Regions from separate parts of the Mus musculus genome. Here regions 2 and 3 are each linked to region 1. Evidence: chromatin loops called from intact Hi-C (ENCODE). Cell type or tissue: gastrocnemius. All regions are shown on one strand. Links, peaks and the distances in the headings refer to the core of each region. The heading gives the core; the rest is flanking DNA.

What was found. Hi-C counts contacts between places; a loop is a spot of excess contacts. Peaks named below come from ENCODE experiments on the same cell type or tissue, not always from the same donor. Only the 100,000 strongest peaks of a DNase experiment are listed, where the experiment ranks them.
Region 2: it touches region 1 in a loop (7-fold over the local background); 10 of 42 quality-filtered maps call a loop at or near these places.
Region 3: it touches region 1 in a loop (3-fold over the local background); 12 of 42 quality-filtered maps call a loop at or near these places.

What each region holds. Positions count from the first base shown.
Region 1 is chr19:23,219,795-23,230,397 of GRCm38, forward strand. It overlaps Smc5 (structural maintenance of chromosomes 5), which reads right to left. Exons shown (of 25, transcript NM_001252684.1): 16 at 9,121-9,244; 17 at 8,380-8,502. Among named protein-coding and RNA genes, the nearest start is that of Smc5, 49 kb to the right of the region's middle. In gastrocnemius, for the core only: a CTCF peak has its summit at 5,467 (motif pointing left); a DNase peak (open chromatin) is centred at 5,503.
Region 2 is chr19:22,935,293-22,945,895 of GRCm38, forward strand. The region is part of intron 22 of Trpm3 (transient receptor potential cation channel, subfamily M, member 3); the gene reads left to right. It overlaps Gm52388 (a long non-coding RNA gene), which reads left to right. Exons shown (of 2, transcript XR_003952897.1): 2 at 1-192. Among named protein-coding and RNA genes, the nearest start is that of Gm52388, 14 kb to the left of the region's middle. In gastrocnemius, for the core only: no CTCF peak of the experiment used is centred there; DNase peaks (open chromatin) are centred at 3,650, 4,749, 5,402, 5,861 and 2 more places; H3K4me3 peaks cover 312 bases; H3K27ac peaks cover 3,634 bases.
Region 3 is chr19:23,001,237-23,011,839 of GRCm38, forward strand. The region is part of intron 5 of C330002G04Rik (a long non-coding RNA gene); the gene reads right to left. Among named protein-coding and RNA genes, the nearest start is that of C330002G04Rik, 69 kb to the right of the region's middle. In gastrocnemius, for the core only: a CTCF peak has its summit at 5,483 (motif pointing right); DNase peaks (open chromatin) are centred at 5,482 and 5,873; H3K27ac peaks cover 1,310 bases.

The DNA.
Region 1 (10,603 bases), core at 782-8,781:
TCCACCTGTAAAGTCTCACCAACACTGGTTGCCCAAACGTGAGTTAAAGCCCACGGAGCCTCAGTCCCACACAAAGCCCACAGGTAACAGAGTAAAGCTGGGAGCAGAAAAGGTGGCCCTCCCCAGAGAAGAGAACAAAGACTGCTTCTCCAGCATCAAATGGTCAGCCCCATACATACAAGTAATGTGGGACCCCGACTTAGAGCGTTTCTCTCTAGAAGGTAAAGCCCCTGGACGTTCCCCAAGCTTGTTTTCCCTGATCTCTAAAAATACAGCCAGAAAGAAGCTCTTTGTTCTCTATAGCCAGCAAAAAGCCTTTTTGTTTCTATACTTTACAACCAGAGATGCCTGCCTTCCTGTGCTGAGGACATGGAGATAAAAATTCAGAAAGAACTCACTCCCCACTCCTGCCTTGTAAATGTCACCAAGGACACCCGGAAGAGAAGAATTCTCCTTCCAACTCCTCCCAACTCTTCCCAACTCCTCCCAATTCCTCAGCTAGCTGTTAAAAGCCCCCTACTGTCACTGCTCAGGGTCAACTCCCCTGCCCCTCAGCTAGCTGATAGTAAAACCTCTTGCAGTTTGCATCAGGTGTGGTTTTCTCTCTGGTCACTGGGGTGCTGGCCAGCTCACCCCAGGACTTGAGCGAAGGCCCAGCTTCAGGGGCCTTACAGTAACATATGTATGTACTCAAGAGGTTGTATTTGGAAACACACACACACACACACACACACACACACACACACACACACACCCCAGATTTATATATGTGGGTGTGTAAGTAAAAATACATATACACATGCAGTAACAACTGATGAAAGAAAGGGGCCATGAATCTGAAGGAGGGAGCAAGTGGGAGGATTTAGAGGGAGGAAGGGGACCAATGTTGCAACTCTAACATCCTTTCAAACTCAAACAAACAGACTAGATTTAAATATCAAAGGTGTGGCGGGAGAGCCCCTTATCTTGGAGAAAGGGTTTCCTATAGTCCAGGCTCACCTTCAAACTTACTATGTAGCCAAAGTTAGTATTGGACTCATCTTTCTGCTTCTACCTCCCAAGTGCTGCCACCATAAGGTACTGTGCTTGCCCTATAGAGCACATGTTACATTTGTTATAATAAACGCTTTTCAGTGGAAGCAGTGTGGACAGAGTGTGTAAGCAGGAAACAGAATATAGACCAGAGGTCAGAGTGACTGAAGAAGCTGTGTCAGCTGCACAGCTTTAATGGGAGAAAATAAGAACCGGTTATGAAGAAACATTTAAAGATAGATGATTATGAATATATAGGCACTGAAGCCTCAAAGATATACTTTGTTAGTAAGTAACATAACATGACTGGAGGAGAGGCATCTATAAGGTTATAAAAATTTAGCCTTACTAAGGTGGACAAAGGCCAGTCTTTCAAGTTTTATGTATGATGAGGAGGGCATTTAATCTATCTAACTCCACTTCTAGACCAAGTATCGTCATAAGCACTATTCCACACTTACGCAGTTTTAGGAAATGTGTTATGTTATCTTTTAGATGTGGCTGAGAGGCACCAACAAACTTGCTCAATGCTATATGAGGTTTCTAATAATGAAACTATGTTTATCTCATGCTGTAGAAAACTACTAACTAATTTCCCTAAAAAGACAAAATAAAAACAAAAAACCCCAAACACTTATATGTAAGGGGTTGATGGCCTAGTCACACCTCAAGTCTATGTGATTAACATCTCTGAAGGACTTGGAGAGATCTATTATTAACAAGGTGTTTGGGTCATTTAGTTTGACAACAATCAATGAGATAAAAGTATAAAAAGTTATATACTGTATTGAACTAAAATAAAAATAAGCCCTTTTCTAATTACTAGCCTGAGAGAAATTAAAAAAAGAACTATTAAAGAGAACAAGCCACTGAAAAACTAGGTATAGATCTGAAGAGAGATTTCTCAAAACAAAAAATTTAAAATGTGTTCAACACCCTTAGCATTTAGATAAATGAAAACTATCTGAGATTCTATTTTAGCCCAATTAGAAGGCTAAGATCTAGGGAACAACTAACAATCAGAATGTGGAGAAAAGGGAGCTCTCATTCACTGATTCTCAAACTGGTGTAGCCATTATGGAATTCGTTGTAGAGAAGCTACACCTAAAATTCTGCAAACAGATCTACACATGACCCAGCCATACCACTCCTGAGCAAAAGTCCAAAGGACTTGCTATTTATCCTATTAGAGAGATACTTGCTCAGTATGTTCAGGACTGATCATTCACAATAGCTAAGAATTGGAAGCAGTCTAGGATAACACCAGTGTATGCATAATAATATTTTTGAGATACTCATAATTTTTTTAATTAGATATTTTATTTACATTTCAAATGTTATCCCCTTTCCTAGTTTCTCCTCCGAAAATCCCCTATCCTCTCCCGGCTTCCCCAGCTCCCCAACCCACCCACTCCCGCTTCCTGGCCCAGGCATTCCCCTATACTGGGGCATAGAACCTTCACAGGACCAAGGGCCTCTCCTCTCATTGATGATGGACTAGGCCATCCTCTGCTACATATGCAGCTGGAGCCACATCCCACCATTATGTTTTGATTGGTGTTTGTGGTGGTTTGTATATTCTTGGACCAGGGAGTGCAACATTTAGAGGTGTGGCCTTGTTGGAATAGGTATGACCTGGTATGTCACTGTGGGTGTGGGCATAAGATCCTCACCCTAGTTCCCTGGAAGTCAGTCTTCCACTAGCAGCCTTTGGATGAAGATGTAGAACTCTCAGCTCTGCCTGCGCCATGCCTGCCTGGATACTGTCATGCTCCCGCCTTGATGATAATGGACTGAACCTCTGAACCTGTAAGCCAGCACCAATTAAATGTTGTTTTTATAAGAATTTCCTTTGTCATGGTGTCTGTTCACAGCAGTAAAACCTTAACTAATACAGTGGTTTAGTCCTAGGGAGCTCTGGGGGTACTGGTTAGTTCATATTGTTGTTCCTCCTATGGGGCTACAAACCCCTTCAGCTCCTTGGGTACTTTCTCTAGCTCCTTCATTGGGGACCCTGTGCTCCATCCGATGGATGACTGAGAGCATCCACTTCTTTATTAGTCAGGCACTGGCAGAGCCTTTCAGGAGACAGCTGTATCAGTCTCCTGTCAGCAAGCTCTTGTTGGCATCTGCAGTAGTGGTTGTTTATGGAATGGATCCCCAAGTGGGGCAGTTTCTGAATGGTCATGCCTTCAGTCTCTGCTCCGAACTTTGTCTCTGTAACTTCTGGATAATAAATTCTATTCAGCCATAAAAACCCCCAAAACCAAAAAAAAAATAACCCTGTAGGTAAATGGACAGACTATACTAGTAACTATACTAAGTGAAGTCGATCAACCCTAGAAAGGCAAATGCTGTACATTGTGCTGCGCCTGGGGGATCCCAGAGCTCGGTGTAGAGTAACCTGGGTTGTTCCCACCACCCACAGCGTGGCTGAGAGGCATACATAGTACACATACATGTATCCAGGCATTCAAATACATACATAAAGTACTTTTTTTCTCTCGGTGTAGTTCTAGCTGTCCTGAAACTCGCTCTGTAGACCAGGCTGGCCTCAAACTCAGAAATCCGCCTGCCTCTGCCTCCTGATTGCTGGAATTAAAAGTGTGTGCCCCATTGCCTGTCTTACAAAATAATTTTTAAAAAACAAACCATACGGAAACATTGTTTTATAAACTTCATGCAAATATAACCTGTGTGTGTGCTTCATGTGGAATTATGTCACACTGAGCGATAATGTTCCTTAAAAGACTACCTAACTAATATAAATATCCAGGGTCAGGCAAGCAAATCTCCCTTGAGTTGTTGGAAAAGGGGTGTCTAGGAGACCCTCAAACAACACTGGATGACTGTCAATGTCTTTGCCTCCCAGAACTTTAAATTTTGGACACAGGACTTGGAAGAATTCTTAAAGTATCCTCTTTGAAGATTAGCTCTCATATTATGGGAAGGAGCTGTGTATGCTGCCAGGGAGAAAAGTATTCAGAAGACCTACCTAGTTGCTAAGTGTGTGAAGCACACAGTGATGGGCGAGACATCCCCAGAGGTGTGGTGATGATACTTTGTATCCTTGGGATGACAACAGCCATGGACTGGTAGTGTAAGCCTAGCCAACTACCTATAGCTGGAGATGTTACAGACCCCAGAGGAGAGAGTACGACTGTCATTCTTCTAAGCCAATGTAACTTCTAACTGTATTCTAGAGCAGCTCTTAGCCTTCATTTAAAAAGGTTCTTTTTGCAGCAAGCTGGAGGCTTCTACACAGATGGATGATTTGATAAGATGTAGAGTAAGTGAATCAGGAATGCACAGACTATAACTATCAGCACATCTATAACACAACCCTTAGACCTCAGCTGCAGAAGATGGAGAGGGAATACTTTTAGAACCAGAAGACTAGCATGCTTACTCTGAGGTACTGAGATGTGAGAAGGATGCTATAGCCACAAAAAATCTCAAAAATATATTTGATTCTACATGCCAAAGAGGATGGGAAAAATGAACAAGGCTCCACACCCAGATGAAGGCAAGCACCTAAGCAATGGCTGCTGAAGGGCGAGAACCATCTTATAGGTTCTCCAATCTCAAGTGGTCAGTCCTAATTTTTTTTGTTTGTTTGTTTTTGTTTTTCGAGAGGGTTTCTCTGTATAGCCCTGGCTGTCATGGAACTCACTTTGTAGACCAGGCTGGCCTAGAACTCAGAAATCCGCCTGCCTCTGCCTCCTGAGTGCTGGGATTAAAGGCGTGCGCCACCATGCCCGGCCATCATTCCTAATTTTATGTACATCACTAAATGTACTCGGTAGGTGTTATGTACACACAGACCATACACAAACATGCATATGTGTGTGTGGGTGTATATATTTATATAACATATAATTATAAAAAAATGAAGCAATGAACTTGAAAGGGAATTGGGGAATACTAAAGAAGTTGGAAAGGGAGTAGAATCTATGTAAATACAGTGCATTCATACATAAAATTCTCAAAATTTTTATTCAAAAATAACAAAAAATACGGGGAGAGAGGAAATAGCCAGACACTAAGTTCCATGGTAGTTAAGTAAGAAAGGAGCCCCTGACCACTTTAAGCCACAATTCTTGTTGATCCTTGTTAGTGTAACACAGGGGAAAAAAGGAATATATATTTATAGAAGATTAATCAAAAGGCTTTATTAGGATTTCTGGTCTTAAATAGTTAACTGAGTATAGAGAATAATGTATCTGTTTGGCACAAAAGAACAGCAAAATATAGAAAACATCTTCAATTAGTAGTTCAGAAAAAAAATTTCCTTAAGTATATATCTTAAAGAGACAATTATCACCTTTTATCTAAAATTCTTTCTCTGGAACGCTGAATTGTCTTAAAAGTGGTACAGAAATAGCTTGACTAATATTGAACAAGAACAACCTTTTCCTGGAAGGCCCTCTTGTGGAAGAAGAGTGCTACACACTTTCCAGTATTTGGGGATCCCAGATGGAAATACTGACTCTTTGGTTAAGAGCACTTGCTGCTCTTTAAGGACAGGTGTCCTCAAACTGACCCCCTTGCGCCCCCCCCCCTACTCCCAGCGTGGGCATTAAAGCCATGAGCCACCATGCTGGGCTCGCCCTCTCAGCCCCAGTTAGAGAAAATAGATCATGAAGTTATTTTGGTCATTTCCAACTCAAACTCTTCAAGGTTTGTATTAATCCACATCTTTATTTTATACTGAAGCTGTTTTCTTTTAGGCTAAAACTCCTAATGACATCATTTATTTCCTCACGTTTACAAAAAGAACATCACAGATATTATAACAGCTTAATTACTGAAAACAGGCAAAGATTCTCTTTGAAATTTTTTAGAATTGTTTAGAATCAATCTTTTTTTTGGAATAATTTTTTTTTCTGTAAAGCAATGCTTCTAACTCAAAGATGTTAGAATTTACTTTAAAAAATGTAGTCAAGAAATTATAGACATTTAAGTTAATAATCTGATTGCTATTTTGCTATTTATTTGAGATGGGGTCCATGCTGCCTATGCTGGTCTCAAACTCTTAAGCTCAAATGATCTTCCAGCCTCAGCCTCCTAAGTGCTGGGATTACAGTCACAAATCTGCCTGGTCTTCATTCTGTGTTCTGTATTGGTAAACAAACATCTACTCCTGAGTTGTAGTAGCCCCCGCTCTTCACCCCTCTCTTCTTACAAGTACCTTACATGATATTCATACCTCCTATAGCTTCTCGGGAGAAAGATTATCTGTTGGCTCCTTACAGTAAGTAATAGTAAAAAAAAAAATCCTTATTTCCATGTCTGAAAGTATCAATTCATATAATAATACTGAATATATCTAAAAGACAATCAGCAAATATATGCCATTTTTTTGCAACTTTCATTCCTTTTCAGAGAATTTAGCTATATATTAGACTTATAGCCACAGTTAGCACATGTATGATGTAGTTCTTACTCTTTTCAGTAAGTTTTGTTTTTCAAAGGAGTTTAAGATTCTTAAGTGTAGACAATGAAAGCATCACTAGACTGTTGTCTAGTCCATTATTGGTAGGATTTCTTTCACAGTCTCTCTCCGTTTCAGCTCTTTTCATAGTGGACTGCTGAGCATCTCTTCAGAGAAGAAACCCTGCTGGCTGTTTGTTTTAAAATTCCTACAGACTTATGTTGCCAAATTGTATTCTCGAGTTCTCAGGTGGAAATGAAGATTAACTTTGAAAATCAATACCAAGAGATTTTTTTTTATTCAAGAATTCCTTAGGGGGGCTGGAGAGATGTCTCAGCGGTTAAGAGCACTGACTGCTCTTCCAAAGGACCTGAGTTAAATTCCCAGCAACCACGTGGTGGCTCACAACCACCCGTAGCGAGATCTGACACCCTCCTCTGGAGTGTCTGAAGACAGCTACAGTGTACTTACATATAATAAATAAATAAATCTTTGCTGGGCGGTGGTGGCGCACGCCTTTAATCCCAGCACTTGGGAGGCAAAGGCAGGCGGATTTCTGAGTTTGAGGCCAGCCTGGTCTACAAAGTGAGTTTCAGGACAGCCAGGGCGATACAGAAAAACCCTGTCTCGAGAAAAAAAGAAAGAAAGAAAGAAAGAAAGAAAGAAAGAAAGAAAGAAAGAAAGAAAGAAAGAAAGAAAGAAAGAAAGGAAGGAAGGAAGAAAGAAAGGAAGAAAGAAAGAAAGAAAAGAATTCCTTGGATCACATCTGAGTTTATTTTAAGGGGAGAAGTTAGAATTAAATGGGTGAAGAAGTCATCAGTGGGCAATGGCAGAGGACTGATTGTATAGTTATAAAGTTTTGAATCATAGAACATCACCACGCCTCCCCAAACTTAAGACGAGGTCTGGTTACTGAGTGCACTCCAGGACTAATGGTGCAATCATGCTCATGTACTAGACATTCAGTAGAAGCCCTGCAGCGTGGTGGAGCTTCTTGGCTGGTAAGCACATCAGGAGAGTGACATACACACTTCCTCATGAAAAGAGCACAGAACCTGTTTAGGATTCTCTCCGAGTGCTCTGTGTGTTGTTCAGAGGTCCGTGTTTTTTTTATTAAACTACTAACCATGAAGGGTCCATGGGAAACCAGGGTTTTGTAGAAGATGGTCACAAGTACAGATGGCCTAGGATCCTTGAACTTAAAAAAGCCAGTGTGTTAAGAAAGAGCCGTCTACTGGGACATTTCTTATAAACTGTTCAGTTTGATACTAACTGCATGTGATTACCATCAAAACAGGACTGTAAGACATCAATAGGGATTTCTCAAGTTTAGTTTTGTTACTGCACAGGTCTTCCATGGATGTTTAGAATACCAAGTGTTCTTCTATTCTTGAGAAAGTAATTTAGAGATTAAAATACTAAGTAACAACAAAAACAAAAATAAAAATTAACTGCCAGCATCACCTTGACATCTTTAGGATTAAGTTTGTGTATTATTTCATACTTCTTTCCCCACACAACTTTATCATCTACTGTGAAATATTAAAGTTAAGGTTAAACTGTAGTGATTATTCATCTATCCACTCTTATAGCCTTCAAGTATTGCTTCCTCGTTTACAAAATACTGTTTTATTTTATTAATAACGATTACTCCTGTGCCTAAGAGCACAGGTGTGGCCACACTAAGTCAGCTTTCTCCTTCTACCTTTTCCCAGGTTTGAGAGATTAAACTTTGGTCATTGCCATTTCCGTGGCAAGTGATTTTCTTCAATGAGCTACCTTGATGGCCACTAAGTTTGAAATTACATAGTATACAACAACTGGACACTGAAAACAATAGCCTGCGATGTATCCTTTTAGACTAGTTTAAGGTCGGACCCTAAAATATAAAAACTAAGGGAAGAATGTCTTACTTCTGTGACGCGCAGCTGGGAAGATGACGCCATGTAATCTGCTTCTAACTTGTTCTTCTCAGAGATCACTGTAGTATTTTGAAGAATCAAATCAACTTTTTGAATTTGAAAAGAAGTGCATATCTAGAAACAAACAATCCATAAGATTTTGGTTTTTATGTTGTCTAAGTTGCTTAAGTTTTACAACCATGAAAAATGCCACAGTTCTTTTTTTCAAAACAAAATTATGAATCATGAAAAAATAACATTTTCTTGTGATTGACATCTCCATCAAATGGTTAATATAAAACTACTTTAAAAAGTTACTTTCTAAATATTTAGGTCATTTGAAAGAAAATAATTTAGCCTAATGAGTTAACTTTTAAGATTCTCTGCAAGTGGGCTGGTGAGATGGCTCAGTGGGTAAGAGCACCCGACTCCTCTTCCAAAGAGTCCAGAGTTCAAATCTCAGCAACCACATGGTGGCTCACAACCATCAGTAACAAGATCTGGCATCTCTGGAGTGTCTGAAGACAGCTACAGTGTACTTACATATAATAAATAAATTAAAAAAAAAAGATTCTCTGCAAGCATTAAAACCTAAACAAGCCGAAAATGACTATAAAAATCTCTTGCTTATATCACCAAACTAGAAAAACACTTTAAAGTGATGATTTCTCATAAAGTCCTCCAAATATTACTAAATTTTAGTATTTAGCAAGTGTTTTTAAAAAATATTGAAAATTAAGAAAAACATCTTACCTTTACAAGGCCTGTTAATTCAGTAACAAGTTTTGCTTTCTGAACATTTATTTCTTTTATTTTGGTACTTGCTTTTCGTTCTTCCTCTTCCAGATTGCAAGTATCCTGTTCCATCAGCCTTATACTGTATGACAGACACATATAATGATGGAGAGATCAGAGCTAAACAAAGGACCGAGTCCAAAGCCTTAGGTCCCCGAAGTTTTTGGGTTATATAATAATAATGGTAATCAGAAGTATAAATACTAGTTTCTAGATTAAGGACCTTTTAATACAATCAGTCAGGATCAAAATATACTGTGGAGCTATATGACCAGCAAAGTCTAGTGTCAGGAATGGTGCTGATGCAGAATATGGAGTCAGAAGGGAAGTTTGAATTCCCCACTGTCAGTCATCAAGAAGCGAAGCTGGAGCTTTAGCTTCCTCATCTGTACACTGCAGATGGAAGAAAAAACACAACATAGAATAATACCTGGCCCAGAAATTATTTATTTATTAATACAGGTTGATACTGACATTGTTCATAAAACACAGTCCTTAAGCAGGTAGAGCTGACCCATTCGTAAAAAAACCAGAAGAAAAATCAACATAAGGGTTAGGAATGGAGCTCAGTTGGTGGAGTGCTTGCTTAATAAGCACAAAGACTTGGATTCCATCCCCACAGCAGCACTGATCTGGAGTGGAGGTACACAACCCAGCACTTGGGAGGCAGAGGCAGAAAAATCCCAAGTTTGAGGTAAGTCAGCTACACAAGTGTGAGGCCAGCCTGCCACATGAGCTACACCCTGCACCCTGACAATTATCACTGAGATGATTTTAAAGATGAAGAAACAAAGTCATCACCTACAATTATAGATATTAAGTTGTAGGATAAGTTTAATCCATGGTCTGTCTTCCCACTAAACCATGGTGATTCCGAGGAGACAGAGAGGGCAGAAGTTGTAGGTCCTAACTAAGAACCACAAGTACAGCGGATGCTGTCCAAGGAAGCGGATGCTGCTGCACAGGAAAGCAAGATGCGTAATACTTATGAAAGCCTTCGGAAGCGCAAGGTGCAGCCTGGCAAGAACCGCTAACCCATCCACCCACCCCTAACTTTTCAAACAGCATCTGGATGAACTGAACGGAGGGTCCAACCATCGCTGCAGGGCACCACCACAGAGTGAATAAAGGCAGAAATAAAAGTAATGGGCTGGTAATAAACAAAAACTCATTTTCTCCCAAAAATCATTAACAAGAAAGTCTTAAACAAGCTTCAACAAGGGAATCACAGAAGTCACACAGTAAAGTTTAAATGGTTTGTCAATAATTGAAGATAGGATTAATGTGAAGGGTTGAAGTTGATAAACAAGGTTAAAAATTGAAAAAGAAAATGCAGGAAAGAAGCTATTTGCTTTATTTTTATTTATTTTTTTTTAAAAAGATTTATTTATTTATTTATTTATTTATTTATTTATTTATTTATTATATGTAAGTACACTGT
Region 2 (10,603 bases), core at 1,133-9,132, 280 kb before region 1:
CACCCACATTTACAATGTGACAATCATCTCTCCCATTACCTACTTCTTAGCTTCGGATTGGTATAACAAAATGCCCCAAACCAGGCTTTTTTTACAATAAAAGATTTATCTAGGCTTGGTGATCCATGCCTGTATCCCAGCACTTGAAGGTTCAAGCAGGAGACTCAAAAGTTTGGTAATATCTCTCTAAAAGAGAGAGAAAAGAAAAGATAAGGGGAAGAAAGAAAGAGGGCATCTCTGCTCAGTTCTGCAGCTCCATGAGGTAGCAGCTTGATAGTGGCATCTTCTGGGCTCTGGTGAGGGCTTCATGATAAATGTTGTCATAATGGTGGGAACATGTGAGGAAGAAATCACATGGCAGCACAAGAAAAAAGAGACAGATTACCAAAGAGCAAGGGCACCCTGTTTTATAAAACCCCACTCTTGAGAGAGGAAGAAATCACATGGAAGCACAAGAAAAAAGAGACAGATTACCAAAGAGCAAGGGCACCCTGTTTTATAAAACCCCACTCTTGAGAGAGCAGACCCACTCTGCATGACTACAATAAGTATCTTTTTGGGATGTCTCCATAACCTAATTACCTTCACATGGACCCCAGCTTTTAAAGGTCTCTATTGCAACAGCACACAGCATACCGAGCTTTCATTACATGATGTTGAAAAGTCAAATCACAGACAAGTTCCAGCAATCTAGAGCTGTGCATGGTGTCACAGACTTGAAATCCCAGCAGCTGGGGAGGCTGAGAAAAGAGTAGACCTGGCCCAAAAAGAAAAGAAAAACCATAGCATCATTGGTGGTAGAAACATGATTGTGCCTTCTTTAATAGCTGAGCTTGGTAGCTATAAAACAAGACTTGACACTCCCAGGAGTCTCTTCAAGATGCCATACTTGAAGCTCAAAGGGCCACTCTATCCCACCTTGGGATCTTTCATTCCACATTCTTAAATTCTTGCTTGGTACCCACAAGGCCCAAGAGGAAATCAAAAACTATTCAGATGTGGTCCTGTCTTAAGAAATGTGTACACCAGGTCAGGTAGGTAGATGTGAGCACATTTTTTTTTTTTTTTCAGAAATGACTAGATCAACATCTGATTGTTTCAAGGCAATGTGGTCTCATAGTTTACAGTGTTGCCACTGTGTCCCCAAAGTGGTCCTAGACAATCAGTAAACAGGTAGATATGACCATATGTCAATAAAACTTTATTTACAAGAACAGAAGGCAGGCCAGATCAGCCACACAGTAAGTCCCAAATAAGCCAATCAGCCGTGCAAATATATTGGTTTCTTTCTTACCATGGTCAGTTGAATTCCAGAATGGAATCCGTTTCCTTACTCAAGTTTTTTTCCAAAAGCATTAGATATGCTTACTTCCCAGGAATATTTTATTCTAATGAAATGGGCCAGCAGAGAACCCAGCACTTGTTACCTAGGTTCATGTGTGTGCGATAAAACCACACTATTTATTGGGTGGATCTGATGTCCAGAAAAGAAAAATCAGATATTACCAGGAAGTCTATGTTTACCGTATAATTCCACTTATCTCTCTTTTGAATATATCCTCTTAAAACTAGGAGGCCATCACTGAAACTGTGGGGTATGGCTTAGAATGGGTGGGGCAGGGCACAGTGCTCAGTCATCAGTGTTTCCTACTGAACATCAGTGTGGCTCTTCCTGTGAAGGTATAATCACTCTCCTCTCCACAGTCCCTAGAAACTCTGTCTCCCAGAAGCCCTGCTCCTTGTAACAGAACTCCCAGCATCACACAGCCTGGTCCCATAAGGTATGGGTGGACTGGCATTTGCTCTGGCCCACACTCATGTGTGTGTGCAGGCTTCCATTTCTCTCTCTCTCTCTCTCTCTCTCTCTCTCTTCTGTAGCTCTGCTTCAGCCAGGACACTTGAATAAACTTCCTAGATCTTTCTTTCTGTGTCTCCTTCTCCAAGCATTCTCAGATCCCTGGGAATTTGTAAGAGAACACCAGAAAGGTACACGGGCTGTCTCTGGGTTCTCAATGATAGTTTTCCTCTCCACAAAAATGGTGAGAACAAAGCCAACATCTGCTCAAAAGACAGGATGGGAAAGTGATGGGTTTGTCATCCCTTGTATTCACAGAGAACTGAATTCAGGATTTCACCTCATTCTGTGGCTACCAAACTCCACAGATGTTCAGGTCATATATTTGAAACAGGGTGTGTGTGTGTGTGTGTGTGTAGCCTTGGCTGTCCTGGAATTAGCTTTTTAGACCAGAGCAGCCTCAGACACACAGAGATCTGCCTGACTTTGCTGGGATTAAAGGTGTGTGTGTGACCACTGTCCAACCCAGTCCCTTATATAAAATGCTGCAGTGTCACACATATCTTATGAACATTCTCCTGTATATTTTAAGTCATCTCAAAACTGCGAATACCCAATACTGTGTAAGTGCTAAGAAAGTGGTTATTCTGTCTGGTTTAGGGAAACACATGTTTGGTGCAATGTTTGGGGGGGGGCTGTTTTCCAGTATTTTTCTTCCATGGCTAGTTAACACAGAGCCTCAGAAACCATGAGCCAACTATATCTCAAGGTCTTATTGCACCATATTAATTTAGCCATCTTGTAATTAAAAACTGGGTGTTCCCAATAAAAATAAGTGTGTAGGTTCCTAAATACTATGCCTCATCCATTCTTCTAATGGAAATTGCAAGTGTGGAATTATGACCTGTGGCTCTTTCTTTCGAAATCATTTCTCTGTATAGCTACAAGGGTTTTGAGATTATTGGGATAACAGTGGGACTAGAGAGTTCTTCTAGAACACTCCTCAGCAGTAGAATCATTTGTGATGGAACGGTGCTATCTGGTACTATAGCTGCTGGCCCCCTGTGGCTTCTGAGTACTTGAAATGTAGCCAGTGTGAATGAAGAACTAAAACTTCTATTTTTATCTTATTTTAATTAATTGGGATTTTAACTCAAGTAGCTGTACATCACTAGTGGATGTCCTATCAGACAGCTAAGCTGTAGGATACTTTCCTTTAGTATACCAACGTCATGGGAGCAAAAACACATCTACCTGCTCACCTTGTCGCTTCAGCAACACAAGCTGTGTCAGGCTCGAAGTAACACATCAGAAAACCTCCAGCACATGACTAAACACCCTGACGCAAGGCTCAGAGAAAAGCCATGTTGCTAACTGCATTAGGTAATCAAACAAAAAAATTTTGGTGAATAGACACCTATAGCAAGCGACATCCAAGTGCCAAGAATAGAAAGTAGCTGAGTAGTTATAAAGGAACTGCAAACTGGGGTTCAATTAAACGGGGAGGCACATGCATGCATGAGGTGAAGAGTTACGGGGAGAAACATACCCTGAAAGGGAATTCAAGAGTCGATAACATCATGAAACTTAGCTGAGTGTGGTTTTTTTTTTTAGAAAATTACAGCCAGGTTCAAGAACTATATCACTGACAAAGCCATCATTTTAATATATACACAGAGGTTGGTGGTTTGCATGTCTATAAAGAAATGAATAAAAAAGGGAGGGGGTCTTTCCTTGTGAGCTCACAGAGAAAGGAGGAGAAGGCTGTGTGAGCCGAGCAGCAGACAAGAACGGCCCCGCAGAGTCCCCCTGCTCTGAGCTGGGCCACTCCAGAGGTCATTGCTGTACATCCTGTAACCACAGCCCTTTCCAAACGCACGGTGCTCTGACCAAACACAGTAAGGCAGATGGTTGATCCTCCACCGAAAGCAGAGCCAAGGACACCCATTTTGATTATTTTAACCGATCTGTATTAACAGCAGCCAACAAACGGGCTCGTCTGCACACAGGTTAACAATTAGCAGAACATTCCTGCAAAGCACGTACATTAGTTGTTTGTCCTGAAGGCTGTGTGGAAGGAAGGAAGAAGGGACGTGCCAGGGATTTTGGAAGACAGTTGTTCCCCGGAGCAAATAGCTTCCTGCAGCTAGATTTTAGGCCGCATCTGTCAAGGGATGTTTAACTGAAACTTGCTTGGCTTTTAGCCAAATATTTGGTCTCTGCTATATGGCCCATGGTTCAAGATGAGTTCTGTATAGAAGGCACCAGCAGTTTCAGGTCAAATATGGGATTTTCAGTCTTTGCCTTAGTGACATCCTCAATTCTGATGGATAACTATTTCTTGATCTGGGCTGTAGTAACACTGGACATATTTGCTCTGTGTGTCCTCCTGTGTGGACAGTAAATCTTACCATCAACTACAGGAGAGAACACAGGGAACATCCTGCTACCCTAGTTTGAATGGGTCTATTCACTGATACTGAACATTTCCGTGTGTCAGGCTCTTTGCCAGAAGCTGGGGGTTGGGGGGGGGGGGGGTTACTTCATTGCCTTTGAAGAACAGTTAATGGGAGGATTGGCACATCAACAGAACATTACAAATTGGTGGGATTTATTTTCTATAGAGGTGACTTATAAGGAATTCACTCACAAGAAAGAAGAGTACAGTTTAATTTAGCAGTAGCTCGGGGAGCCACAACAAAGCAGAGAGGCAGAGAAAGCAAGGGAGGTCGGAGGCATTTGCCTTGGTGATAAAGAGTTAAACTGAATTGTGAATGGAATTAGGAGTTTTTCAGACAGATAAACCATTCTAATGAAAGGATGATCATGTCCGAAGTCAAAGACAGATGACAAAGCATGTCGGGTGTTCACAGATGGGGCTGGAAAGAACAAAGACAGGAGATCTCCTTCCTGTGCCAGCCAGGAGCTAATCCCCAGGTTAGTTCCACATAGGAGGCGAGGCGCTCTCAGGCCACCTGAGCCTGCCCTGGTTTGCCCTTGTTTTCTTCTGGCCTTTTATGTGGCCTCTGGCTGCACTGTCTGAGGTTTTTAAGGGAGGAGCTGGGACCAGCATCTGTATCCATCTCGTCTACTAATTCTTGGAAGAATGAATAGGGAAGAGGTTAGAAAGACAGATTGTTAGCAAACACATTACATGCCAAGCTAAGAAAGTTGGTTTCTTTCACAGTTCATCTTGTCTGGAGCCCCTTTCTAAGTGAGATCTCTAACTTAAGAAACTCAACTGTGAGAGAGGGCAGAGGGGGACAGAGAGACCACCGGCTAGAAAATACACCACTCCCATGCTCGCTTCAGAGAAACCAGAGAAGGCAGAAAAAAAAATATTCTTTGTTCCAAATCTCCCGTAACCAAGGAACAGCAAACTTCCCTTCGAAGAGCCAGGATCCCCTGACCAGGTTAAACCTGCAGACTCATCTCCCCTTAGTGTAACGCATTTGCCTGTTTGGTCTTAACTCTCCAAATAGCTGAAATCAGCATCCAGAAAGGGGGAGCTGGAAGCAGGACAGGAAATGCTGCAGCAGATGGCTCCGCCTGGGTGAAGTAGGCTTTGAGCAGCCAGAGGGCAGCATGAGGCAACTGTGTGACTGCAGGGCAGGGAGCAGGGCCCAGGCACGGTGTGGTAAAAGGACTGTGCCTACATGGTGGTTCTGCCAAGCACCTTGGCAGACATCCTGCTTTCTCCAAACACCATCCTAATGCTGCCTACACTATTTTGCTAATGCCTGTTTTAAGTATCGGGATTACTTGAAGCTCCAAAGCCCTAGGCCCCCAGTTCTCCGCCCCCCAGACCAGCATTGCCAGTTCAATCTGTGTTCTTCTCCCCACTTCCTCTCCTTTGATCCTACAGAAGTCTACAAAGTAAGGGAAGGAAGAAGAACCAATGTGTGCATGCATCTTCCTCCTTCTCTGTTCCTCTCCATCCCTCTCTTCCTGCCCTCTTTCCCCTCTGCCTCCCTCTTCACATTTTGCTTTTTCATTCTTAGTACATCCTTTTCCAGCCTACAAATGCACCAGACACGTATCACACAAGAAGCCTGAAGGTCAAAAAGGTCTTGGGACAACCACAAGAAGCTGGAATGCATCCAAAGAGGCTTTCTTGTGGCCGAAGGAAAATCTGCCAGGATCTGGAATGATACAATAACTCTCTCTTATGTTCAAGGTTGTAAGTTTGGTCCCCAACACTGCCAAATAGATGATGATGACGATGATGACGATGACGATGATGACGACGACGACGATGACAATAACCCCCCCCCCCCAAAGTACAAACCCATTACATTGATCCTCAACCAAGGACAATGTCACCACTTACCCTTACCAGAAAGGAGATATTCGATCTTAAATTTTTTTTTTGTTTTCTTTTCTTTTCTTTTATGGGATTTTTTTTATTTACATTTAAAATGTTATCCCCTTTCCCAATTTCCTCTACAGAAACCTCCTATACCGTCCCCCTTCCCCTGCTTCTATGAGGGTGATCCTCCACCCACCCACTCCTGTCTCCTCACCCTCGCATTCTCCTACTCTGCGGCATCGAGCCTTTACAGGTCCAAGGGCCTCTCGTCTCAGTGATGACCAACAAGGCCATCCTCTGTTACATATGCGGCTGGAGCCATGGGTTGTTCCATATGTACACTTTAGTTGGTGTTTTAGTCCCTGGGAGCTCTGGAGGATCTGGTTAGTTGATATTGTTGTTCTTCCTGAGATTGCAATCCCCTCCAGCTCCTTCAGTCCTTTCTCTAAGTCCTCCACTGGGGACCCCGTGCTCAGTCCAATGGTTGGCTGCAAGCATCTGCTTCTGTATTTGTCAGGCTCTGAAAGAGCCCCTCAGGAGACAGCTATACCAGGCTCCTGTCAGCAAGCACTTCATGGCATCTGCAATAGTGTCTGGGTTTGGTGACTGTATATGGAATGGATCCCCGGGTGGGGCAGTCTCTGGATGGCCTTTCCTTCAGTCTCTGCTCCACACTTTGTCTCTGTATTTCCTCTTGTGAGTATTTTGTTCCCCCTTCTAAGAAGGACCAAAGCATCCACACTGTGGTCTTCCTTCTTCTTGAGCTTCTTGTGGTCTGTGAATTGTATCTTGGGTACTCTGAGCTTTTGGGCTAACATCCACTTATTAGTGAGTGCATACCAAGTATGTTGGGTTTGTTTGTTTGTTTGTTTGTTTGTTTTGGGTTTTTTTTTTTTTTTTTTTTTTTTACGATTGGGTGACTTCACTCAGGAAGATATTTTCTAGTTTCAGCCACTTTCTTAGGAATTTCATAAAGCCATTATTTTTAATAGCCGAGTAGTACTCCATTGTATAAATGTACCACATTTTCTGTGCCCATTCCTCTGTTGAGGGACTTCTGGGTTCTTTCCAGCTTCTGGCTATTGTAAATAAGGCTGTTATGAACATAGTGGAGCATGTATCCTTATTACAATTTGGAGCATCTTCTGGGTATATGCTGGGTATATGGTATAGCTGAGTGCTCAGGTAGTACTATGTTCAATTTTCTGAGGATCCGACAGATTTATTTCCAGAGTGATTTTACCAGCTTGCAATCCCACCAACAATGGAGGAGTGTTCCTCTTTCTCCACATCCTCGGCTCTCACCTGAGGCTTTGATCTAAGCCATTCTGACTGGTGTAAGGTGGAATCTCAGGGTTGTTTTGATTTACATTTCGCGGATGACTAAGGATGTTGAACATTTCTTTAAGTACTGTTGGGCCACTCAATATTTCTCAGTTGAGAATTCTTTGTTTAGTTCTGCACCCCATTTTAATAGGGTTATTTGATTCTCTGGAATCTAATTACTTGAGTTCTTTCTATATGTTGAATATTAGCCCTCTATCGGATGTAGGGTTGGTAAAGATCTTTTCCCAATCTGTTGGTTGATGTTTTGTCTTATTGACAGTGTCCTTTGCCTTACAGAAGCTTTGCAATTTTATGAGGTCCCATTTGTCTATTGTTGATCCTAAGATCAACAAGCCATTGGTGTTCTGTTCAGGAAATTTTCCCCTGTGCCCATGTGTTCAAGACTCTTCCCCACTTTCTCTTCTATTAGTTTCAGAGTCTCTGGCTTTATGTGGAGGTCCTTGATCCACTTAGACCTGAGCTTTGTACGGAAGATAAAAAGGAATCAATTTGCATTCTTCTACTTGTATACCTCCAGCTGAGCCAGCACCATTTTTGAAAATGTTGTCTTTTTTCCATGGGATGGTTTTAGCTCCTTTGTCAAAGATCAAGTGACCATAGGTGTGTGGGTTCATTTCTGGGTCTTCATTCTATTCCACTTATCTACCTGCCTGTCTCAGTACCAATACCATACAGGTTTTATCACTATTGCTCTGTAATACAGCTTGAGGTCAGGGATGGTGATTTCCCCAGGTCTTTTATTGTTGAGAATAGTTTTCGCTATCCTGGGTTTTTTGTTATTCCAGATGAACTTGCAAATTGCTCTTTATAACTCTATGAGGAACTGAGTTGGAATTTTGATGGGGATTGCATTGAATCTATAGATTGCTTTTGGCAAGGTGGCCATTTTTACTATATTAATCCTGCCAATCTATAAGCATGGGAGATCTTTCCATTTTCTGAGATCTTCTATTCTTTCTTCAAGAACTTGAAGTTCTTGTCATACAGATCTTTCACTTACTTGGTTAGTGTCACATCAAGGTATTTTATATTATTTGTGACTATTGTGAAGGGTGTTGTTTCCCTAATTTCTTTCTCAGCCTGTTTATCCTTCGAGCAGAGGAAGGCTACTAATTTGCTTGAATTAATTTTAATCTCCAGTCAGTTTGCTGAAGCTCTTTATCAGGTTTAGGAGTTTTCTGGTGGAATTTTTGCGGTCCATAAGGATACTATCGTTATGATTTTGTCAAATGCTTTCTCAGCATCTAATGAAATGATCATTTTTTGAGTTTGTTTATGTAGTGGATTATGTTGATGGATTTCTGTATATTGAACCATCCCTGCATCCATGGGATGAAGTCCACCTGATCATGATGGATGATTATTTTGATGTGTTCTTAGATTCAGTTTTCAAAATTTTTTATTGAGTATTTTTGCATCAATACTGACAAGGAAAACTGTTCTGAAGTTATCTTTCTTTGTTGGACCTTTGTGTGGTTTAGGTATAAGCGTAATTGTGGCATCACAGAACAAACTGGGTAGTGTTCCTTCTGTTTCTATTTTGTGGAATAGTGTAAAGAGTATTGGTATTAGGTCTTCTTTGAAGGTCTGATAGACTTCTGCACTAAGACCATCTGGCCCTGGGCTTTGTTTGTTTGTTTGTTTGTTTGTTTGTTTGTTTAGAAGATTGTCCATTTTATCCAGATTTAAGTTTTTGTTGAGTATAGGCTTTTGTAGTAGGATCTGATAATTTTTTTATTTCCTCGGTTTCTGTTGTTATGTCTCCCTTTTAATTTCTAATTTAGGTAATTTGGATACTGTCTCTGCCCTCTGCTTACTTGGGCTAAGGGTTCATCTATCTTGTTAGTTTTCTCAGAGAACCAGCTCCTGGATTTTTTTAACTCTTTGTATAATTCTTTTTTTTTTTTTTTTCTATTTGGTTGATTTCAGGCCTGAGTTTGATTATTTCCTGTTGCCTACTCCTCTTGGGTGTATTTGCTTCTTTTTGTTCAAGAGCTTTCAGGTGTGCTGTCAAGATGCTAGTGTATGCTCTCTCCAGTTTCTTTTTAGAGGCACTCAGAGCTATGAGTTTGCCCCTTAGCTCTGCATTCATTGTGTCCCATAAGTTTGGGTATGCTGTGCCTTCATTTTCATTAAGTTCTAAAAAGTCTTTAATTTCTTTCTTTATTTCTTCCTTGACCAAGTTTTCATTGAGTAGAGTGATGTTCAGCTTCCATGTGTATGTGGGCTTTCTGCTGTTTTTCTTGTTATTGAAGACCAGCCTTAGTCCATGGTGATCTGATAGGATGCATGGGACAATTTCAATCTTCTTGTATCAGTTGAGGCCTGTTTTGTGACCAATTATAGGGTCAGTTTTGTAGAAGGTACCATGAGGTGCTGAGAAGTATATTCTTTTGTTTTAGGATGAAATGTTCAATAGACATCTGTTAAACCCATTTGGTTCATAACTTTTGTTAGTTTCACTGAGTTTCTGTTTAGTTTCTGTTTCCATCATCTGTCCATTAATGAGAGTGGGGTGTTGAAGTCTCCCACTATTATTGTGTGAGGTGCACTGTATGCTTTGAGTTTTAATAAAGTTTCTTTTATGAATGTGAATGCCCTTGCCTTTGAAGCATAGATGGTCAGAATTGAGAGTTCATCTTGATAGATTTTCCCGTTGAAAAGTATGAAGTGTCCTTTTTTATCTTTTGTTGAAAACTTTTGGTTGAAAGTCAATTTTATTTGATATTAGAATGGCTATTCCAGCTTATTTCTTGGGACCATTTGCTTGGAAATTTGTTTTCCAGCCTTATATTCTGCCATAGTGTCTTTGTCACTGAGGTGTGTTTCCTATATGCAGCAGAATGCTGGGTCCTGTTTACGTATCCAGTCTGTTAGTCTGTCTTTTTATTGGGGAATTGAGTCCATTGATGTTAAGAGATATTAAGGAAAAGTGATTGTTACTTCCTGTTATTTTTCTTGTTAGAGGTGGAATTATGTTTGTGTGACTATCTTCTTTTGGGTTTGTTGACAGAAGGTTGCTCTCTTGCTTTTCCTAGTGTGTAGTTTCCCTCCTTGTGTTGGAGTTTTCCATCTATTCTCCTTTGTAGGACTGGATTTTTGGAAATATATTGTGTAAATTTGGTTTTGTCATGGAATGTCTTGGTTTCTCC
Region 3 (10,603 bases), core at 1,426-9,425, 220 kb before region 1:
TTCCAGAGGTCCTGAGTTCAATTCCCACCATCCACATGGTGGCTCACAACCATCTGTAATGGGATCCAATGTCCTCTTCTGATGTGTCTGAAGATAGCTACAGTGTACTCATATAAATAAAATGAATCTTTTCAAAAAAGAGAGAGATCTTTTCAAAAAAGAGAGAGAATATACCATATTGAGGCTGGAGAGATGCCTCAACAGTTAAGAGCATTGGTTGTTCTTCCAGAGGATATGGATTCAGTTCAGGCCCTTGGCAAATTCCCCACTGAGCAGCATTAACACATGTCACTATATAAACCAGACTTTGCCAAGCACCATAAATAAATTATATAGACAAAGTCCCCTTGAGTGTCAAGTATGCTTTTAACATACATTCAAATTGCAAATGGCTACAAAGCCAAACTAGAGGAAACTGGGTGGGTTTCTCAGGAAGGGTGAGATTTATATTCAAATATCTCAACTGTGAAGAATGGATGGGATCTCAGGGTAAGGGGAAGATTCGAGAAAAAAAGGCATAACCTGGGGTGTTTTTTGAAAAAGTCATGAAAGCATACAGATGCAGTAGACTCTGGAAAGCAACGTGGGACTCACGGAGCTGGAGCACACCACGATGTGCGGTAAGTAAAGAGAAACAAATCCAGGAAATCAGATCCAGGCTAGAGCTCAAGATGACCCAAAAGGGCAAATCATAGAGAAAGTCGGTGTGGGGAGCAGGTGAGGCTCACTGTGGAGCTGAAAGGGCTGCACTGTGTGCTAAATATGGATGGATCTTCTGGATGCTCAACACGGAGCGAGGGGAGATGCTAACCAGTAAAAAGGGGAAAGCTGAAGATGACACCAAGGCCTTACATTTCACATTTGACCCCAAAGACAGAGTGCAGTTGTGTTTCATCAGTGTGAGCCCATCCACTTTTTCCCAAAGATGAATAACTAAGCAAATAAACTATGAATGAAACCAAGTCAGATGGGGGATGAATTGAACAAGCAAACAAACGATGACAGTCCTTGACCCAAACAGTGACAAGATGACGAGAGACTGAAGTCAAAGGTCCATGAGACCTTCAACTTGAAATTTGATCTGAGCTTGACCAGGGCCAAAAGGGCTTTAGTCATCGAGGTAGTCCTCCCTGTGTGATATGTCTGATTAAATCTCCTGTGAGCCTCTAGTCTGATACCAGCAGACAAAGTGAAAAACACAACAGTTGTTCCTATGGGGTGTTTCAGGCATATCAAGAGAACTTACTTGGTCACGGGAAGAAGCTATAGAGGGTCTCCATGGAAGGCCGCCATGTCACCAAGTCCTCATGAGCAGCTGACAGCTGGATATGCTGACTGAGAAGCTGGGTATCGAGAGCAGCAAGCCACACAACTCATAGCCATTCCACCTTGTAGGCCAAGTAGCCTAGGGACCCAATAGGTTCTTCCCTACAGCATCTGGAAGCTTGGAGCCTTCCTAACATGATCTAAATTACACTGTCCTTGCTTATGGGTATCTCTGCTCACACCCTCAAACTCAAGTTTACTTTAAAACCCCTGTCTTGCCTCATTCATTCATTCATTTTGGTTTCCGGAAACAGGTGTCTCTATAAAGTCCTGACTGTCCTGGAACTCCCTATGTAGTCCAGGCTGCCCTCAAACTCACAGAAATCTGCCTGACTCTGCTGGAATTAAAGGTGCACACCACCACATCTGGCGTACCTTGCTTATTTAGTGAACACAACCATACCCTATTCTATAATGTGTTTTCCCTAGTTCACAAAGAAATCTGATCTCTGGGGTCCTTGTGTCAGCTCTGCCAAGGGATCTATTTTGCTAAACAAGAGGTATCTGAGCTAGGTACAGAGGATGAATAGATGGAGGGATGACGTATGTTAACACACATAGGCACAAGCATATGTGCACACATATGTGCATGTGTGTGTGTGTGAGAGTGTGTGTACAAATACAATATTGCTTTATTTTTCTTTTTTGCTTTCTTTTTCATTGTTTTTGAGCCAAGGGTCTTACTCTGCAACTCTGGCTGGCCCCAAACTTACAGTACCCATTCTGCCTCATTTTCTCAAGTGCTGAGATTCCAAACATGAGCCACATTGCCTAACATCATCAATAACTTCTTTTCCTCAGAGTTCATATCTAGCCCAAGCAAAAGAAGACAACTGGTTGTCCTGTTGTAGGCTTTCAACCAGAGCTGTCTCTGCTCTCTGGGCTTCTATGCTAATGGTGGAAGCTCCTGGTGGTTCAGTTTTATTCAATCAATTTTACTGGGCCATTAGCTCAGTCTGCAGTGGACGAAAAGCAGGTCAGCTCTATCATGTTAGACAGACACTTTAAAAAAAAAAATTTTAAAAAACCAGTCTGATCTCTTTTCTAACCCATTCTCTCAATTTCTCTGCTGGCTACAAGCACTTACAGGTTGGACTATGCTCATGAATCCTAAATTTCTTGATTTATATTCATTTATTGGGATGTGCAGGAAGCTAGGAACAGTAAGGGGATACACAAGAGGTAAGGTTTGTACAACTGTTTAAAGGGGATCACAGAATAACTAAAGCTCATCTACTGTCACCAGAGGAAGGATCTGGGAGACCCAGATTAAGGCCTAACAGGACCCCACGCAGGCTGTCAAATGGAAAGCAGAGTCACCTGGAGCCTCTGTCTGCAGAGGAGCCCCACCTGACAGCTGTCTGCAGCGGAGACGCTCACGGCTCTCTGCAGCTGCTCACAAACACACCAAAGTCGACACAGCCCAACCTGAATTAAGCAAGTCGAGCTGTTCGTGATGCAGACAGTGGGAACAGTTTGCACCTTCCAGCTCTCCTGGGAAACAGTGGCTGCAACGGTAAAGCTGTGCCTGCAAATGGGAGCCTGGTAGTCACTCACGATTGCCTGGAAATCTGTCTCCTGCTCCACCATCTGAAAAGACTGTCTGCTAATAGGAGTGCCACCCATATAAAAGCAAGCAGCCCTGCCTGTGATGGCTCAGTGGGGTTGACACATTGCTCTCTTTCACAATGGGTGCTCTCAGTGAACTGGATTCACGTGCTGTTTTTCAAATCACAAGCTGCTGATCCACATGCAGAACTGTCATGTCTTAGTCATTTGTTCCCTCTATTTCTTTTATTTATTTGCATGCATATGGATATTTTGCCTGCATGCACATCTATGTACCACGTTTACACATGGTGCCTATGGACTGCAAAAAAAAGTATGTTAGATTGCCTGGAACTGGAGTTACAGAAGATGGTTTGTGAACTGCCATGTGGATATTAGGAATCAAACCCAGGTTGTCTGGAAGAGCATCCAGTGCTCTTAACCTCTGAGCCATTTCTCCAGCCCCTCTATTTCTAATTATGAAGTTGCTGAGCACACATAAACACAGAAAGAATATGAAAGTGAACATCTAGTTGGGCAATGGTGGCACACACCTTTAATCCCAGCACTCAGGAAGCAGAGGCAGGGGGATTTCTGAGTTCAAGGCCAGCCTGGTCTACAGAGTGACTTCCAGGACAGCCAGGGCTACACAGAGAAACCCTGTCTCAAAAAAAAAAAAGAAGAAGAAGAAGAAGAAAGTGAACATTTATAAACCTTCCATATTTACAATTATCAACATTTTGCTGTTTGCTTCCACCATCTCTATCTAAATTTCTTTCTAAAGCCATGTTAATCAAAGCTCTTCACTTCTGTAGACTTTAGTATCTTTCACCCAAGAATGATACCTCTCCTCTATGATGCTGTACTGTTATCATGCATAAGGAAGCAATAGCCATCCCAATGTCATCTAACATATAGTCCAAGTGAAATTTCATAGTTGTTTCTGAATTCATTTTTGTGACTATTTTTATTTTCTAAGCCAGTACATTTGATTGCCACAGCTCTTTAGCCTTTTAGACAACAGCTGCTCCCACAGGACACTCTTAATTCTCATGAAATTGAGTTTTCAAAAAATTGCAGGTCAACGATCTTGTTGACTGTCTCACATTCTGAACTCACATGGTTATTACCCAATATCTTGGTCTTATTTTCTAGTTTCTATATGTCCTATAATCTGGTGGTTAGACACACTTGGGTTAAACATGTTTGATAAAGATAGGGCTATCACTCAGTGGTAGAATGCATGTGTAGCATACACAAAACCTTGTGTTCAAAGCCTAGGGCCACAGTGGGGGAAAAAAGGAAGGAAGGGAGGAAGGGAGGGAGGAAGAAAGGAAGAGAGGAAGGGAGGAAGGGAGGAAGGGAGGAAGGGAGGGATGGACGAAGAGAAGGAGGCAGGAAGGAAGGAAGGAAGGAAGGAAGGAAGGAAGGAAGGAAGGGAAGGAAGGAAGGAAGGAAGGAAGGAAGGATGGATGGATGGATGGATGGATGGATGGATGGTGGAGAGAGAATGGAAAGTAGGCTTATTCAGTAAGAATACTTTACAAATATCTTCCATACTTTGGCATCACACACTAGGAGGTCACCAAGTTACAGTTTCCATTGGAAGTGATGCTGCCCTTGACCACATGAGTAATGTGGATACCACCAGGTTTCTACAGATAAAATATGTGTTTTGCTTTTATAATTAAAATGAAAAGTCAGAGATGATATTTGGGATCACATAACAATTTTCTTTCAACAAAGTTCGGGAAGACGGTTTCAGTATGGAGATGCATCTGACCCTCTCGGCCATTCTAAAGCTCCTTGGGTCAGTCTTACCCTCACATCTATGTGAGACAAGAAGTAGGTCAGATCTGCTTGTCGTTGCCATTGCTTCCGGCTGTCACACTTAATCACCCTTGAAAACTACTCCGGCATAGCTTGAAGAGTCTAGCCCATCTTGGGATCCTCTCACTTTTGACCAGATCCCTGTATCCAACCAAGGACCAATCCCCTCCCTCAGGGCTAGACCCGTGTATGCATGCCCTGCCCCTATCTTCCCCAATTCACACAAACACCTCTCCCCACACAGCTCACCCCAGGAATGCCACCTCACAATCAATCCAGCATGTTCTGCCTCACAAATCCCCTGGTAGAACTGATTCCATTCATTCTCTGCAAAATCCCGCGCTACAGAGCGAACAGGCACAGACCTGATGGGCCTCCCTCTCCTGTTTTTGTTTTCTTGTCTCACTGCATGTGCTTTAGTTCTTTGAAGAACCAGAAAACTGCAATATATGTAACTCATACCAGAATATCTATATGCCTAAAGCTTCTGCTAATAAGCTCAACGGTTTCCAGCATCTAAAAAGACCCAAAATAGAGCAGATCCTAATAATTATCTTCCTCTGTCCACTAAGGAGAAGGAGACAGCATTATGCCTTTCAGTGGTATGCTCGGGTGTTCTTAATGCCTCTGTCTTGGGAGTCTGAAGCCCTGAAATTTGTAGACTTTGTTAGTTTCTATCGTGTGAACACTCCACCTACTGCTGATCTTAGACTACCAGCCAAGGTAGGTCTTGACACCATAATCAGCTGTCCTGACAGCATAGCACGGCTCCAGCAGATGGCAGTGTTTGTGATAATGGCCTCCCTTCTTTTGCTGCTTAAATGCTCATCTTTTTTAAACCGGAAGTTAACACACACATACACATACACACACACACACACCCTTTTTTTTAGGTAAGTAGAATAGTATCGAGCTTTTCTGCTAATACTTCCTATATGAATAACATCAATGATGCTCAAAGTAACTACAGTATGATCGTCTCCGTGAAGGCCCAGGGCAATATGGAATTAGAATGCTATTCACTTGGGCGTCTGGACTGTTTCCAGATCAGAGCTATTAAAAATAGTAATGACTATTCTGTTGAATCTACACTTCCCATGTGAGTCTCTGACGAGTCTGTAAGTATAGCATCAACCTTAGTGGATTGCATAAATAGTTTACCAACCGTCCTCCCTCCTACTGGGTCTGGAACATTGCCCTGCTCTGTGTTGTCAGTTATTATCAGTCTATTTAGTGTTCGCCTTTGGAGAAAATGCATAATGATGTTTCATTGTGTTTTACAGTTTATTTTTTCTGATTGCTAATTACCATATTGTCTATTGTTTTTGGTCATTTGAATTCCTCCTGCATTTCAACTGCCTGTTTCTCTCATGGCTAGGTTTGTAGGGGGTATTTTCACATCCTCAAACAGCAGTCCTCTGCCAGCTATAGCAATTGCCAGAATCTCTCTTCTCCATGGCTTCTCTTTTCAAATGTTGCATTCTTTTATGAATATGCATTCTTAACTTTCCCTAAACAGAGCTTTTGTATTCTCCTCTTTAAAAAAAAAATCTACTCCCAATACAAATACCAAAATCCAAAGTAGAAACTGGAAATTACTACTGAAATGTAAAGTAGAGGTGACCTCCTTAAGCAGCTCATGCACTTCTCCAAAAGAAGCCAGGTTCACAACTTTAAAGCAATATGCCCTTCCAATATGTCTCTGTAGGTGACAACTACACCGGTCCCTTCCAAGAACTTTCACCTTCCAGGACTCAAAATTACCACCAGTCCTCTATATAGAGAAAAATACAGATTCAAATTGGTCTCTGTTGGACCCTCTTATACATCCCCTCTCCTCTGGTACCTGCAAGGATCTCGTGTTTCCATGATATACATTTGTTCAGGTGTTTTCTTTATTTTTATAGCTGAGGCCTTTCTTCATAAAGTTATTTGTGAATCTTATGCCTGTATGGGTAATAATAAGTTAACTGTCTCCGAAGCATACATACTGTGGTATGTATAGCATTACTTAGAAGCAATTCAAGAGGTAAACTAGATCCAAGTAAGCCATGCATAATGTATTACCTGACACCGCTGCCCTCAAGGGAGCTAGAATTCACTGGATATCTGTAATTGGAAGATACTTTACATACATCATGCCTAATCTCCCACGAAGTCCAACCAGGCAGCTTCTATCTACTCCAGCTTAATGGAAAGTTGAAGGCTCAAAAGTATTGTGATAAGTCAGTAAGTAAAGCATTTGCCCCACAAGTATAAAGATCTAAAGACCAGAGTTCGAATCCTCAGAACTGACATAAAAGCTAGATGGAGTGGGACCTGCCTGGAGCCCAATCTACCAGGCAGAGACAGGGAATCCCCAGTACAAGCTGGCTAGCCAGACTAACCAAAACAGTGAATTTTAGGTTCTGTGTGAGACCCTGCCTCATTATATAAGGTGGAACATTATTAAGAAAGACACCTGAGATCAACACCAGGAATACATATACAGATATGTGTACCTACACCTCACACACATACATACACTTACAATACACATACACATATGTGCACCTACATCATACACACACACACACACACATACATGTATGCATGCACCCACAACAACCAAAAGTCCAATGTCATAAGTCTAGCAAAAGAAAAAAAGAAACCCAAATTCAAACCCAACTCCCCAGATTCGCCAGAGCCTATGCCTTCCCATTGCTTTACCTCTTCAAGTACAGATAAAGCCTGGGTTTGAGTTTTCCAACTCTTTGCCCAAGGCGGGGCTCTTCAAATGGAGATCGTTGAATAGAACTAACCAAGGAACCTGTGGTGGTTTGAATGAAATGTCCCCTGTATTCTCAGGCATTTCAACAGTTGGTCCCTAGTAGATGCTGCTCTTTTGGCAGGTTTAGAAGGTGTGGCCTTATCAGTGGAGATCTTGCCTTTCCCAGTTTGCTCTCGGCTTCTTGATTGCCTTTCAAGATGGATGCTCTCAGCTGCTCCAGCTACCATGCCTGCTTGCCTCCACACTTCCCTGCTGAGACTGGTGAAGTCTCTCTTCCCTCTGAAACTGTAAACCAACAATAAACTCTTTCTTGTCTAAGTTGCCTTGGCCATGATGCCTTATCATAGCATTTGAACAGCATCTAAAGCAGACTCAAATAAGCCCCATCACTGCTCTCTGCCCACCATATTTATTTAGGCAAATACTTAATTTTAGTGATTATTTCCTGCAAATGCCTTTATAAGGAGAATATAGATTTAAAACTTGAATATAGTACTTTAGGGTGGTAATTTAAAAATAAGTATGACAGATGGGAGGAGGGATTAGGAGCCATAAATGTCCATTGCCTGAGCTTGCTGTTAATCTAACTTGAAATGCGTTAAATGTTTCCTGCTTCTACATCACAAAAGAATGACCACAACATCCCATTATTTACTGTTTTGACAACACACAATCCATCTAATCCAACTCACCTGTTGGAAAGCAAGGGCTCCTCCGAGCAAGCCAAGAGATGATAAATGGGGGATGAAGCTTTCCTGACTGCAGCTCATTCATCATGTCTCCCAGGAAGTCAGACCCAGGGGAGCAGATATATTCCATGTGGCAGACAGGAAGAAAAGAGGCCACCAGAATGGCTTCTCCAGACCTCTTAAGCTTCAGGCTACAGAATCACAATCCACTTTCCCTCCTCTTCAGCTTGTTAGTGCTAGAACCTCTCTCCTTTCCCTCTCATCGAGTCTGCTGAGATGTCTTTCAATTGTCTACTTCTCAGCTGGAGAAAAGACAGCCTGTGTTTCCTAAAGTCCGGGTCTGAGCCATCCTGTTCAACATGTGTTTTCTCATTAAATAGCTGCAACAATAACCCTATGAGGTAGTGTACTGGCTAGTTTTGTGTCAACTTGACACAGCTGGAGTTACCACAGAGAAAGGAGCTTCAGTTGAGGAAATGCCTCCATGAGATCCAACTGTAAGGCATTTTCTCAATTACTGATCAAGGGGGAAAGGCCCCTTGTGGGTGGGACCATCTCTGGGCTGGTAGTCTTGGGTTCTATAAGAGAGCAAGCTGAGCAAGCCAGGGGAGGCAAGCCAGTAAAGAACATCCCTCCGTGGCCTCTGCATCGGCTCCTGCTTTCTGACCTGTTTGAGTTTCAGTCCTGACTTCCTTGGTGATGAACAGCAGTATGGAAGTGTAAGCCAAATAAACCCTTTCCTCCCCAACTTGCTTCTTGGTCATGATGTTTGTGCAGGAATAGAAACCCTGACTAAGACAGGTAGGCATTAGTAATGGTATGGTATCATTTTAATGGAATGGTTTCTCTTGCTTGAGACACAGTGACTGGCGGCAGCATTGGGATGTAACCTCATGTCTGCTGTCAGAAAGCCTGATGACTCTTGACCTTCCTTCTGAAACTGCTTCTCCTCAATTCAGTGAGAGCTGAGGTGTACCAGCTTGGAACTAAACAACTTTGACTTCTAAAGATTTCAAGCTAGATTAAAAAAAAAAAAAAAAAACCTGATCATCGGGGCTGGAGAGATGGCTCAGAGGTTAAGAGCACTGTCTGTTCTTCCAGAGGTCCTGAATTCAATTCCCAGCAACCACATGGTGGCTCACAACCATCCGTAATGAGATCTGGTGCCCCCTTCTGGAGTGTCTGAAGACAGTGACAGTGTACTTACATATAATAAATAAATAAATCTTTAAAAAAACAAACAAACACCGTTGCATACACTAGCAAGCGTTTGCTGAAAGGACCCTGATATACCTGTCTCTTGTGAGACTAGGCCGGGGCCTAGCAAACACATAAGTGGATGCTCATAGTCAGCTATTGGATGGATTACAGGGCCCCCAATGGAGGAGCTAGAGAAAGTATCCAAGGAGCTAAAGAGATCTGCAACCCTGTAGGTGTAACAACATTATGAACTAACCAGTACCCCGGAGCTCTTGACTCTAGCTGCATATGTATCAAAAGATGGCCTAGTAGGCCATCACTGGAAAGAGGCTCATTGGACACGCAAACTTCATATGCCCCAGTACAGGGGAACGCCAGGGCCAAAAAATGGGAATGGGTGGGTAAGGGAGTGGGGGGGGAGGGTATGAGGGACTTTTGGGATAGCATTGGAAATGTAATTGAGGAAAATATGTAATAAAAAAATTAAATTAAACAAACAAACAAACAAACAAAACCTGATCATCTACTTTCAAGGGCTTCTCATTTCTCCTGTCTGCCATGACTTTCTCTCCCGAGGCCAAGCAAATCTATGTTTACAATACTCTGACTTAAGGAAGCATATCAAAACTCAAGAAGATCCAGTTGTCATGGTACACGTTATTAATGCCAGTAACTCAGAAAGATGAGGCATATGGATCTCCGTGAGTTCAAGGCCAACCTAGTCTACAGAACGAGTTCCAGGACAGTCTGTCTTTCATACACACACTCACACACACACACACACACACACACGCACCACCTTAGGTGTGGCTGGGGATATAATCTAATGTTAGAACACGCACTTAGAATACACCATGATCTAAGTTCACCACCACCACCACCCCCCCCCAGCACTACAGGGGGGGGATAAAGGCTCGAAGATGGAGCCCCTCACTGTTTTATATATCTGTAATGCCAACCGGCAAGAGGCTAACTCAAAAGGATCACTTGAGTTCCAGTAAGTTACAACCAATCTGAGAACATTGTAAGAGCTTCTCTCAGCAAGCAAATAAGCCCTCAAGCATGCATATTGGCATTCTGATCGGAGTCAACACTAAATCTGCCTAACTTAAACGAAGTACTTACAGACCGCTGTCTCACCTAGGATTTTATCTCTAAGTGCTGCTAGGAGTATTATAGCTGTTATTGACCGCAGAGTTGCTTTGAAAACTCTGAGCTGCTCCAGCCTTCTTGCTTCAGT